Regions from separate parts of the Homo sapiens genome. Here region 2 is linked to region 1. A link is a loop called in an ENCODE intact Hi-C map of the cell type or tissue named here. Cell type or tissue: ascending aorta. All regions are shown on one strand. Each heading gives the region's core, and the rest is flanking DNA. Links, peaks and the distances in the headings are about the cores only.

The links. Hi-C counts contacts between places; a loop is a spot of excess contacts. Peaks named below come from ENCODE experiments on the same cell type or tissue, not always from the same donor. Only the 100,000 strongest peaks of a DNase experiment are listed, where the experiment ranks them.
Region 2: a loop joins it to region 1, with 2.9 times the contacts of the local background. A loop is called at or near these places in 4 of 110 quality-filtered maps.

What each region holds. Positions count from the first base shown.
Region 1 is chr6:26,593,042-26,599,148 of GRCh38, reverse strand. It overlaps ABT1 (activator of basal transcription 1), which reads right to left and starts at 2,196. Exons shown (of 3, transcript NM_013375.4): 1 at 1,926-2,196; 2 at 1,039-1,235; 3 at 1-884. The coding sequence starts at 2,166. The coding sequence ends at 504. TRY-GTA6-1 (tRNA-Tyr (anticodon GTA) 6-1) reads right to left here and starts at 4,275; the gene lies at 4,187-4,275. RefSeq lists enhancers at 1,908-2,347, 2,905-3,064, 3,165-3,314 and a silencer at 5,274-5,568. In ascending aorta, for the core only: CTCF peaks have their summits at 2,979 and 3,178 (motif pointing right); DNase peaks (open chromatin) are centred at 1,908, 2,248 and 3,198; H3K4me3 peaks cover 2,972 bases; H3K27ac peaks cover 2,545 bases; H3K27me3 peaks cover 75 bases.
Region 2 is chr6:27,750,080-27,756,186 of GRCh38, reverse strand. TRV-AAC1-5 (tRNA-Val (anticodon AAC) 1-5) reads left to right here and starts at 2,715; the gene lies at 2,715-2,787. RefSeq lists a silencer at 2,612-2,751 and enhancers at 3,202-3,291, 3,462-3,521. In ascending aorta, for the core only: a CTCF peak has its summit at 3,751 (motif pointing right); DNase peaks (open chromatin) are centred at 1,926, 2,836, 3,476 and 3,806; H3K4me3 peaks cover 2,330 bases; H3K27ac peaks cover 971 bases.

The DNA of each region.
Region 1 (6,107 bases), core at 1,284-5,283:
AAAAAGGCACATAAAAATATTTTTATTTTCTATAAATACATTAGGAAATGTATTTCTTCCCAACCCAGTCCACCCCATTAACTCAATTTTTTCTACATAAAAAAGATGCTAATACCACCCTCACCTGTGACTGCTAAACAGAGAAAGATTGCCTGGACTAGGCATTATCCTCCTAGTTGGAAATAAAGGCCCTTTCTGGGGGCAGGAAGTGGGATTTTCAGGGGACCCTACAGACGTAGGCAGCCAAGAGTCAAACAAAACAAGCATATGCAATAGTCATAATTATGCTAGTATGACAGTATGAATTAGGTGACTCAGCCAGGCACATACAGGAGTTCGGAGTGGGGACAGTGGAAGCCCACAAAACTCCATGTTTGGGCCATCAGTAGACACTTGGTCTGAGAAACACAGTAAAATGTCTGCCCGGGTAGTCACGATCATTCTAGTATGAGGTAGACAGGAAGCAGAGCAGGGCCAGGAAATGGAAGGGGCCACCCAGGCCCTCAGGAGTCCCTGACAAGGGAAGGTCCCTCCATGCTCTCTGAGGGTGGCGGGGCTCCAAAGATCCTGGCCAGGAGCCCTTTGTTGGAGCGGGCCTTGTCCTGGGCAGTTGCCAGGCGAGCCCGTTCACGTCCCCCTGGCCGTGCTGCTTTACGGGCCCTCAGTTCCTGCTCAGTAGGACGCTGGGCAAATGTCCAGGAGCCATCTGGGCGAGCAGGGTCCCCATCGGCCGCAAGAAAGCGTTGTCCCCGTTCCACACTTTGAAGATAGAAGTCGGTCTCACGCTTGGCTTGAGCAACCTCCGCTCTCAAGCGCTGCCTGCGCACCTGGCGCTCAAAGGCGAGGTGCTCGCTGAGGTGGGACCAGGTGAAACGGTGCAAGTACTGTGGGCAGAAAAGAAGAAAAGATCAGGATAGTGCAGATTAGGGAGAAAGATGAGACAAGGGGACAAGGCCAATGAGAGGCCATGGGGATACTTGGGCCAGAGTTGGGGAGAAGGGAGGGTGAGAGGTGTGGCAGAAAGATCTATCTTCTCACCTTGAGGTTCCAAAGATCATAACGGAAGGGGCTGCGCCTGCGGGCACCCATAGGCGTGTTGTGTAGACTGGCCGCCACGCGCTTGGCTATGCGCTTGTCACGGAACTCCACCCATCCCTCGGTGTAGTCCTTGGTGTAGGACCGCTTTTTTCCTCCGGCAGCTGCTGCTGCCTTCTTCTTGCGTCTCACGAACCGGTCTGCGCGCCAAAGACAAAGACCCGTCCAGGACGCCTATGCAGCACTCACTCAAAAGCACCTCCCACTGCCCGCAACGTTCTTCACATCTGCCAGTGGGAGTCCCACCTGAAGAGTTTTTGCCCAGGAGGAAGGGAACTGTAAATCGCACCCTTTCCTCTAGCTAACTCAATTCTTTCCTTAATTGTCCACTCCTTAATCTGGCCAGCCCTGAACGCTGCTTAAAACCGGCACAAGTCCTCAGCCTCAATGTAAAATTGAGGGTGGAAAGAAGAGGGGCGGTTGATCAAATAGTTTCTTGACCTAGGCAGCAATGCTAAAGAGTTATGTTCAGTTTTGTAGAAAAGCTGACGAGACTTTTACTCAGGTTGTATTCATGTAACAAACCAGTAAACAGGTCCGGAAAGAGAGGTGAACAGAGCCGGGATAAGAACACAAATAGTAACAATCCGAGAACTAAAGAACCACCAGACACACTGCGCTACCCACTCTCCCCATATCCCCTCCGCCCGCCCACCCCAGCATCCTCACAGACTGATTCACCAGCCAGGAGCCAAGCACCGCACTCCCCACCCCCAAAATCCAGCAACTCGTGCCTCAGCCTCGCGCAGCGAAGCAACAGGACATGCATGCTTGCACCCCGCCAGCGAGCGACAACCTCCTCCTGTCACCGTCAGGGCCTGCATACTTACCCTCAGCCTGAAAGAAGACGCGTCCGACCTCGCCATAGGCGCTGAGAAGGTTGCGGACGTGCAGGGGCCGGAAGCGCGGCGGGATATGGCCCAGGTACACAATACCTGGCACTACCCGTTTCTTGCTGCCACAGGCCGCTTCTTCGGATTCCTCCTGCTCCTCCTCCGCATCTAGTGTCTGTTCTGTCCCTTCCAGCGGCTCTTGCTCCGTTGCGGCCTTCTCCGATTCCTCTGCCTCCATGTTGACTGACACGAGCGGCACGACGGCCGTAAAGTGCCTTGCCAACTGACGCAAAACGCGTGCGACGGCCTGAGACGAGGGGGCGGGTCCAAGGTGGTGATGACAAATGAAAGGAAATGATTGGGCAATACAGTCGGGTCCAGGGGAAGGCCGAGGGGAGAGGGAGGAAGTGGTGTGTCAGGTCGGAAGCCTGATTCAGAGCGTGGAAGCGGGATGGGAAACTTGGGTTAGGCTCAGATTCCCGGTCAGATCTCCAACTCAGGACAGGCAGAACCAGAAAAGGCAGATCCCCAAATATAACCTACCCTATAGAACGCCTTGTCGAGACGCTAAAAGGCGGGTTGATGCCGGCTTTTTAGGGAATTTTGCAGAACAATTTTAGAGAAGTTTCTATGTGTTCTAGCGATCAAAATAGCATTTTATTCAAGGGCCCCGGGTGCGATTCCAGCTGAGGAATGACTCACCTTTTAAAGTTTATAAATTTCATTTAAAAATTTTGAGTTTTGAGGTTTTAACTATTTCTGGAAATTTACCTCGGAATTTTGAATATTTTAAAATTTAATTTTGAAAACAGTTCAACTTTGGAAATTTAATTAGATTTAATTTTTGAAAATTTAAGTTGTGAACTTTCAGTTTAATATTTTACATTTGATTTTGTGAATGTCTGAAAATTTAAATGTGTGACAATTATTTGAAGAATTTGTTTGGCATCTATTACACGTGTGTATTGATACATTATCCATATGCATACTTATGTTGCAAATACTTGTCAGAGGCGCACAAGCCTCCAATTCTGGCGACCCCCCGGCGGCGCGCTTATTTCTGCTCTCCCTGGGTCTGTCCTCAGATTCCCTATCAGATCACAAACCACTTTTCCTTCTATGACCTACGCAACCGCAGAACGGACCGGGCCACGGCGGTCCTGCTCCCACCAGGCGGCCTGCGGACCATCCCTAAGCCAAGCTCAGGGCAGTTTTCCCCGCGCGGGCTCGGGTCCTCAGTCTCTTATCGTCGCCCGAGGGCGCGACCAGCAGGGGGCGCCGTCCCCACCCTTGAGGCGTTTCAGTTCTTCCCATCGGCGCCAGCGACAAGCTGACTGCAAAGGACAGTGCTGGGAACCGCGTACAAGTAATCCGGTTAGCTTTCTGGAAGCAGCCCGGGGCGAGTTTGATGACTATCAACATAAATCCGTCCTTGCTGCGGCCTGACAAAATTTCCCATCTCGCTCCAAGAGCGCAGAGTAGCCCAGAGAATGGAAGCAGGGAGTAAATGTGTCCACTATTAAAATCAGAGATGACAGTTTTTGCCAGTCCCCAAGTATATTTCTAAAGTAACAGGGCCCTGCACTCTTTCATGGAGTGTCTAAAAGTCTAATAATAGACTTCTCGAATTCAAACACGCCTGTTTCATTAACTTTATTGAAGAGAACTTTCTGTCAGGTAGGTGTCCACTGCTCCTTTTTTGAAGAGGAGCGGGGTACGATGAGAGCGATAAACTCCGTCTACTGCTATTTAATTATAAACACTGACATCTTCAAAACACAGTACAGTTAATGAAATGAGAACACGTGTTGGGGTGGCTTTAAAAGATCTGGAGCTAGGGGAGGGGCATGATGGATGCAAGAGTGTCGGTAAGTTGTGCCAGTGTGGTGGCTAATGGTAGCTATTAGCTATTTTCTCTACTTTGTATATATTTGAAATTATCATTAATAAAATGTTTATTCACACCAAGTATCAATATAACAGGGGGTGCTAAAGGACCGTGAAACCGACAAAAAAAAAAAAATGAAGCCTTGGGGCAGCGTGTTCTTCCCGTTCCCCACATTCCTCATGATCCCTTCTCAACTTGGTGAAAATCGAGTCCCACTCAACTGTCTGTGAAGCAACCCTTGTTAGCAATTTTCAGGGTGGATTATTTTCCTTCTCTGAGCGTCTTACAAATTCCTGAATAAGCAAGCTGCACATGCGTTCTCCAAGTTTCCTTATTTCAGGCCCAGAAGAGACACTTTTAAAAATGGAACTCCTCCGAGCCGGATTCGAACCAGCGACCTAAGGATGACCACATTCAAACCCCTACAGTCCTCCGCTCTACCAGCTGAGCTATCGAAGGATGTCATTACCCTCGTTTTGGATTCTTTAGGATTTACCTATTGCTTTTGACTATCCTGTATTCTTGTTCATTTTGAAAATATAGGGAAACGTGAGGAAATTTTCTAGGATATTAGAAATGTTCCAAAATGTTCTAAAATGTTCTTATCTGAGTAGGGATACTGACTATACAAGTATATGAACAATTCTCTTGAACATTTAAAATTTGTGGGTTTTACTGTAAAAATGTTTCACATAGGTCCAAAAAAATAAAAAATAAACAAAACCACACCAATATTCCATGTCCTCCTCCCTTAGAATAGATAGGACCATTGCCCTTATTGCGCGTGTTGTCCAGCTGTCCTGTCCGCTTAGCACCTCCTCTCTCTATAGGAAGTAAATAATAAAGACAAGGTTATTTTAGACAACTGGGTTGAAGAGGGGGGACCTACCGCCTTGAAGCGAAGTTACTGCCCAGTTCATTTCGGAAACATTGAGATTCTCCTTTCTGAAGGGCAAGGAAAATTACACAATTTGTATAATTTGTAATTTGTGTTCGAGACACAAAACAGAAGTGCGTTGTGTGTGTACATATGTTTAGGAATTGAGCGGCTCATATGATATTGCACAATTGTAATGGGACAAGTAAATGAAACACAACACTTCTCTCTCCCCCTACAATTTAAAAAAGAAATATAGCATTCTATTTACAGGTGTCAACCTAAATAACAAAGAGAAGCTCTCTGAAAGAAAATGATGTTTATTTGGGAATAGAGCATTGCAATGAAAATACGAGTGCCATAGGAAACTATGTATATTCAGGGAGGTAAAGGAAGACAAAGGTGTTTGTTTGTTTGTTTTTGAGTTGGAGTCTGGCTCTGTCGCCCAGGCTGGAGTGCAATGGCGCAATCTCGGCTCACTGCAACCTCCGCCTTCCGGGTTCAAGCAATTCTCCTGCCTCAGCCTCCCGGAGTAGCTGGAATTACAGATGCCCGCCACCACGCCCGGCTAATTGTTGTATTTTTAGTAGAGACGGGGTTTCACCATATTGGCCAGGCTGGTCTCGAACTCCTGACCTCATGATCCGCCCACCTGACCTCATGATCCAGAATATAAAGTGCTGGGATTACAGGCGTGAGCCACCGAGCTCAGCGACAAAGATTTGTAAGGGAAAAAATGAGAAGGATTATATAACTGTGTTGAGGTAATTATTGTCTGCTACAAAAATGGATAGCAAAGAGGAAGCTAGTCCGAGGTTGGACAGGCAGTTGTGGGGCAGATGTCCTTGTAGAAGTATTTTTTGTGTAAGATTGTGATGGCCTGTGCAAGATTGTGGTTTTTGCAGTCTTTTGTGATAGTTTTTGTTATCAAGCATGGCCTTTTCCAGCTCTATTAATTAGCGTTTTTAGTTTGTTTTGTGTGTTTGTGTGTTTTAACAATAGTGACTCCATTTTGATTCTGACAGTTTTCACAAAGGTATGCTGTCATGCTTTGCTAATAAGTACCTATCATGGTATTCAGCTTCCTCGTGCCTAAAACAGAAATGAACACCAATGGGAAGAACGGGAAGGCATCTGGAGAGACTTTTCTTTTTTATAAAATTATTAGAAGTATATGGAAATTATAAATTGTGAAATTTATGGAAAGGAGTGTTGGTGAATTTATTTATAAAAGATCATCACTTATTACAGTTAAAGTTCTCCATAATTGTAATCTTGACAAAAATACGGTTTTTTTTTTCAAAAGATCCTCTCCAGCGTTTCCCATGAGAAATATCTGCAGCAACATAACTAATATTTAATTCAGTTATTCAATTCATTGCCATGAGAAACTAAGAATATATGGTCTGGTAAA
Region 2 (6,107 bases), core at 1,255-5,254, 1.2 Mb before region 1:
GAAGAAGCCAAATAGCTTGCCTGAAACCCTACATATGATGAGAAAGTGGCAGAGGAAGGAATTGTACTCAGATATTTTGGCTCCAAAGATCCCTGCCAGATCTGCCCTGCCAGTTCATAAGGACTAAGAAGATGCCTCCTCTCTATACTACCATCCAAATGCTTCGCAATCTGTACGTCTGTTGCTCCACTTTTTGCTTATGGCATATTGGCTGCTCATGTTCCTCTTTCTTCTCCTTGAGAGTTAGGATTGTGTAATCTTGTCCTGCATGCCTCTGGTACTCCTAGTGACAACATAGGGTCACAATTGTCTGGCACATTGTTTGTAGCTCAATAATTTATTTTTCTTTTTAAAAAAATTTGAAATGGGGATCTCGCAATGTTGCCCAGGCTGTCTCGAACTCATGGCTCAAGTGATCATCCCGCCTAAGCCTCCCAAAGTGCTAGAATTACAGGCATGAGCCACTGTGCCCAGCCAATAATTTATTTTAATTAATATGAAATAAATGTGTTTACAACAATTTTTTTTAAATTAGAGATGGAGTCTCCCTATATTGCCCAGGCTGGAGGGCAGTGGCTTTTCACAGACACAATCATTGCACATGCAACCTCAAACTCCTGGGCTCAAGTGATCTTCCTGATTTACTTCGTCTCCAGAGTAACTAGAACTACAGGTACACCACTATGTCCAGTTTAACAATATTTTTTATCTTTTTTCTTTCTTTTTTTCTTTAACAATATTTTTAATGATCATTGTTGCTGCTAATCTGGTCTTGATTTGTTAATTGGGAAATACAGTCTAATTTGTTAATTGGGAATTACAGTCTTTCTTTCAGTTGTTACCCACAGCATTCCAATTATTCATGATCCAGCTACTACCAGCTCACATGATCTCAAGGTGAGAAGGGGCTCTCTGTTCCTGGCACCCATGGAAGAAAGAATACTAAGTAGAGGAAAAAGTAAGCACAGACTTTCTCCAGACTGGTCTGGCAGCCCAACCACCACCTCTAAGCACAGAGAGTGTGTGGTGTTTATATGCAAAGTGAAGTTATAAGGAGGAATCTGGAAGAAGGCAGCTTGCTTCTAGGTGTGCAGTGAAAGTAGATAGAGGAAGACAGTGAAAAGGGAGAGAAGAACAAAGAAAAGAAAAAAATACACGAGCGTTTTATCCTCCTTTTCTAAATCAAATAGCATTGAACTGTCACATTCCAGAGAAATAATTATTTGTGACATAGAATCCAATCTTGTAACCTTGTACCTGTTCCCCAGTATATCTCATCCTGAAGCTTACCTGCTCTGTAACAAATGCTAATAGTCCCAAGAGCTCAGTCTTACAGGTCCGGGTTCCTAAAAGGGTCATTTTCTGGCACTAGAAAGATGAAGATCAGAACAAGTTGCATGGATAAGATAAGGACACTATGGTAGAATTTTTTTAAAAAAATCAAATCATCTGCTCTCTACTTCTCTATCTACTTGAGGTTTTCTTGCCTGGCATTTGCAAAGAAATTGGGGCTCATGGGTGAATACTTGGATTGCTAAAATGATAAAGTTTGGCTGTTGGTTTTAGTACACTAAAAGTACAAGGGCAAGAAACGTACCACCACTGTGAGAGTTTCTGGGAAGAAAGGGCAGCTTTGAGATTATAGAACCTGGGGCATCTGGAAAAACTGTATTTTTTTTTTCCTGTAGAAGAGACATGGGACCAAAGGCAAGTTTTACTGGTATTGTGGTTATCACATTTGCCCAATACAGTAAAGACCCTTGGTTTGAAACTCAGTAAGATTTATTATTATTATTATTTGAACAGAACTCTTTTGTTTTCTCTCCTGTCCTGGACTTGAAATCGGCTTATCCAAACCCTAGAGACGCTGACACCCCGCATGCTTTCCCCTCCCACCGTTCAGGGCGTTGCCAGCTCCTCCCTCCTGCATGGTCGGCTGGGTTCCACCAGCTCCGCTAGTGTTAACAGGAGGAAGTGTCCCCCTGGTCTGCATCTCCCTGGTGATCTGGTTCTCATCCGAATGCAGACAGCGGAAAGGGAGGGTTTTCCACAAGGAGGTCGGCAAGTATTTCTAGAAAGAAAAGAGCTTCTCTTCTAATTAGAGCACCAAAGACTACGCTACAGTCAGGTGAAGTCATTAGCCAGTTATTTATTATTTTTGTTATGGGAAGCATAATGTTCTACTTTTTATAGAATTCCTTCGAATTGAGTTATCATTGAAGCTACTAGTTGGTTACAACTAAACATTAAAATGTTTATATCTTATAAACATTATATAACATTATATATAATGTTATATAAACATTATATAACATTAAAACATTTATATCTATAAATTTGAAAACTAATCAGTATTTTTTAAAGTATAAAACAATGGGAAGAACATCTAAATACTAGAAATAGGTTTAAAAATTAGTTCATAGATTCATAGATGCATAAATCTTAACAAATTACCTTTCCCAAATTAATTCTATGCCTCTTTGTATAAGTAACTACTGGGAAATATAGTTTATTATACAAAAAAGTACAAACCGATTATTTATCAAATGTTCCTCAACTTAAATTAGGACATCGAGTTTTTATATTATAAATAGTAAATGTGAAAGTGTGTAATTCACCATAATCAAAAAAAAATCGGAGGTGGGGGTGGAGGGAAAGGGGGAGAATTCAGGACTAGTCTTTTAGGTCAAAAAGAAGAAGCTTTGTAACCGTTGGTTTCCGTAGTGTAGTGGTTATCACGTTCGCCTAACACGCGAAAGGTCCCCGGTTCGAAACCGGGCGGAAACAAAGAGAGTCGCTTTTTTTTCTATCGCTAATTCTGTTTTTGAGTATTTTCATTTGAACCAATAGAATCTTTGCTTTTTGCCGAGCACGTGAACCCTCAACTTCTGTACTCCTTCCGTCACCCAGCGACGTGGCGCTGAATCCCGCGTCACACCTTTCTCTACCCCACGCCGAACCCTCACCCTCATCCTCCTTTTCTGATCTCCGTCTGAGTGACCCCGGTGGTGTCAATCCCAATAGGCACCGGAGTCCCAGAACTCCACCCGCCTGCACCTCGCAGGTGAGACAGGCTTTCTTGGAATCCAGAGAGCAGCACTTGCGGGTTTTTCGTGGAGGGGGTTTCCTCGGGGATTTCTAAGGAAGAGCGCTTCGCTTTGAGCCCTTCGGGGAATTGGATTTGCTCTTTTTTTGCTGAAGCACAGAGAGGAAACACTTTTTTTTTTTTTTTTTTTTGAGACAGAGTTTCGCTGTTGTTGCCAGGCTGGAGTGCAGTGGCACGATCTCGGCTCACTGCAACCCCCGCCTCCCGGGTTCAAGCGATTCTCCTCCCTCAGCCTCCCGAGTAGGTGGGATTACCACCACGCTCCGCTAATTTTTGTATTTTTAGTAGAGATGGGGTTTCGCCATGTTGGCCAGGCTTGTCTCGAACTCCTGACCTCAGGTAACCCACCCGCTTCGGCCTCCCACAGTGCTGGGATTACAGGCGTGAGCCTCCGCGCCCGGCCAAAACAAACTTTTTGACAGCTCTTAAACTTTCACCATGGATTGTGCACTTGGACAAGGATATAAAAGTGTGTTTGAATTCGAACCAGTCCAAAGAAAGTCAGCATTTTCTCTTCTGTCCGGTTATCTATTTATTACCTCTCAGCAGCAAAATCACTTTTCCTTGCTCCATAACAATGGAACGGAGCTGGGCCCTTTAAATATTTTCTGTCGCAGTTTAGCTCAATATTAAATTTTGTCAATAGAGGGCGATGGAGAGACATTGCTGGAGGAAATAATCTCTTGGCGTTACTGTGCACAGTGGCCTGGCTCCCACAGCCTGAGCAGTTTACCTAGTAGGAACCTCCTGCAGTGCATGGTGGCCAGCAGTACTTTGGGGGAACCTCCTTTAGAGCATCTCTGGTAACAGACTTCCCCATGAACATTTTTCTTTGGTACTCTAGATGGCACATGACCTGCACCTTCCGCTGGAGCACTTTTTTTCTACCCTCCCAACCTGGATGCAGGTCTGGATCTCAGCCCTGGTGGGGAAGAGAATACTTGCGTGCTCCATCTCAGCCCTCAGCCCTAGGGGTGTTAGCTGCTTCTTATATGGGCCAGCCTGGTCTGGAATCCCTGACCTGAGTTGATCCGCCCACCTCGGCCTCCCAAAGTGCTGGGATTACAGGCATGAGCCACCGCGCGAAGGTGACACATTTCTTTCACTAATATTTACTGAGTGCCTATTATAAACTAGTCTATGTGTTAGACAGTAGGGCTTCATTGGTGAACAAGAACAGACATTGTACCTGCCTTAATAGAACTTACATTCCATTGAGGGAGAAACACATTAATCAAGTTGCCTTACAAACTAATGTAGAACTTGCTACGAGGAGAGATACATTTTGCTATGAGTAATGCAGGTGTCACACACTTAAATGTTTAGGAAAGTCCCTAGAAAATTATTTATTGATTTGGAGTCCAGAGAATGCATTGGAGAAAGGAGAGTTTTCCAAGAATAGGAAATGGCATGTAAAAAGGCCCTGTGGTGGGAGATAACCTTATAAATAAGAGGAATTAATACACTAGGGCCAGTGTAGCTAGCGTACATAAAGCAAAAAAAGGTGTGATTTTAAGTAAGACTAGAGAAGTAGTTAAAGGTCTAGCATGCATGACATTTAAGGCCATTTTAATAATGGCCTCCTCTACCCTTTATCATCTCAGAATATACAGAATCTGAATTATGGTCTAATTTTATCTAAGGGACAGCCTATTACATTTACTTCCAAGAATCTGACAGAATTCATAAAATCAGAAGAATCATGTAAGTCCTTTTGGTCCACTAGGAACAAAAACTACGGTCCTACTGGAATTTCAAGTCTCTGTTGCCCCCTTGGTGTTTTGAGTTTTGTCCTTTTTAACTAAAGTTACAGATGTTAACTGAAGTAAACACTAGAGGTCACAATAATTAAAAGTAGAAAAAATTCCCTGAATTACCTGTCTAGGGAGGTCATAGTCCCCATATACTAGGTCATATACTAGGTCATAGTCCCCATATACTAGGGCTGAGATCCAGACCTGCATCCAGGTTGGGAGGGTAGAAAAAAAGTGCTCCAGCGGAAGGTGCAGGTCGTGTGCCATCTACAGTACCAAAGACAGGTAGTCCCCATATACTACCTGTCTAGGGAGGGAGGTCATAGTCCCCATATGTTAAAAATCAGAAGAAAATCAAATGGCCCTAATAGACCTATTAGGAACATTCCACCCAACAGCAGCAGAACATACATTCTTCTCAAGGGTACACGGAACATTTTCCAGGATAGATCACATTAGGTTACAAAGCATGTCTTTAAAAAATTAAGATCAAAATTACACCAAGTTTCTTTTTCTTCCTTTCTTTTTTTTTTTTTTTTTTTTTGGATACAAGGTCTCGCTCTGTCACCCAGGCTGGAGTGCAGTGGTACAATCTCAGCTCACTGCAACCTCCCAGGTTAAAACAATTCTCATGCTTCAGCCTCTCCAGTAGTTGGGATTACAGATGTGAACCACCACACCCGGCTAATTTTGTTTTTGTTTTGTTTTGTTTTGTTTTTTTTGGAGACAGAGTTTGACTCTTGTTGCCCAGGCTGGAGTGCAACGGCACAATCTCGGCTCACCGCAACCTCTGCCTCCCAGGTTCAAGCAATTCTCCTGCCTCAGCCTCCCAAATTGCTGGGATTACAAGTGCCCGCCACCACGCCCCGCTAATACTGTATTTTTAGTAGAGACAGGGTTTCTCTATGTTGGTCAGGCTAGTCTTGAACTCCCGACCTCAGGTGATCCGCCCGCCTCGGCCTCCCAAAGTGCTGGGATTACAGGCATGAGCCACCGTGCCCGGTTAAACAATCTAATTTTTATACCTCAAAGAAGTAGAAGAACAAATTAAGTCCAAAGTTAGCAGAAGGGACGAAATAATAAAGATTTTTTTTTTTTTTTTTTTTTGAGACAGAGTCATGCTCTGTCACCAGGCTGGAGTGCAGTGGCACGATCTCGGCTCACTGCAACCTCTGCCTCCAGGATTCAAGTAATTCTCCTGTCTCGGCCTCCCGAGTAGCTGGGACTACAGGTGCCCACCAGCACGC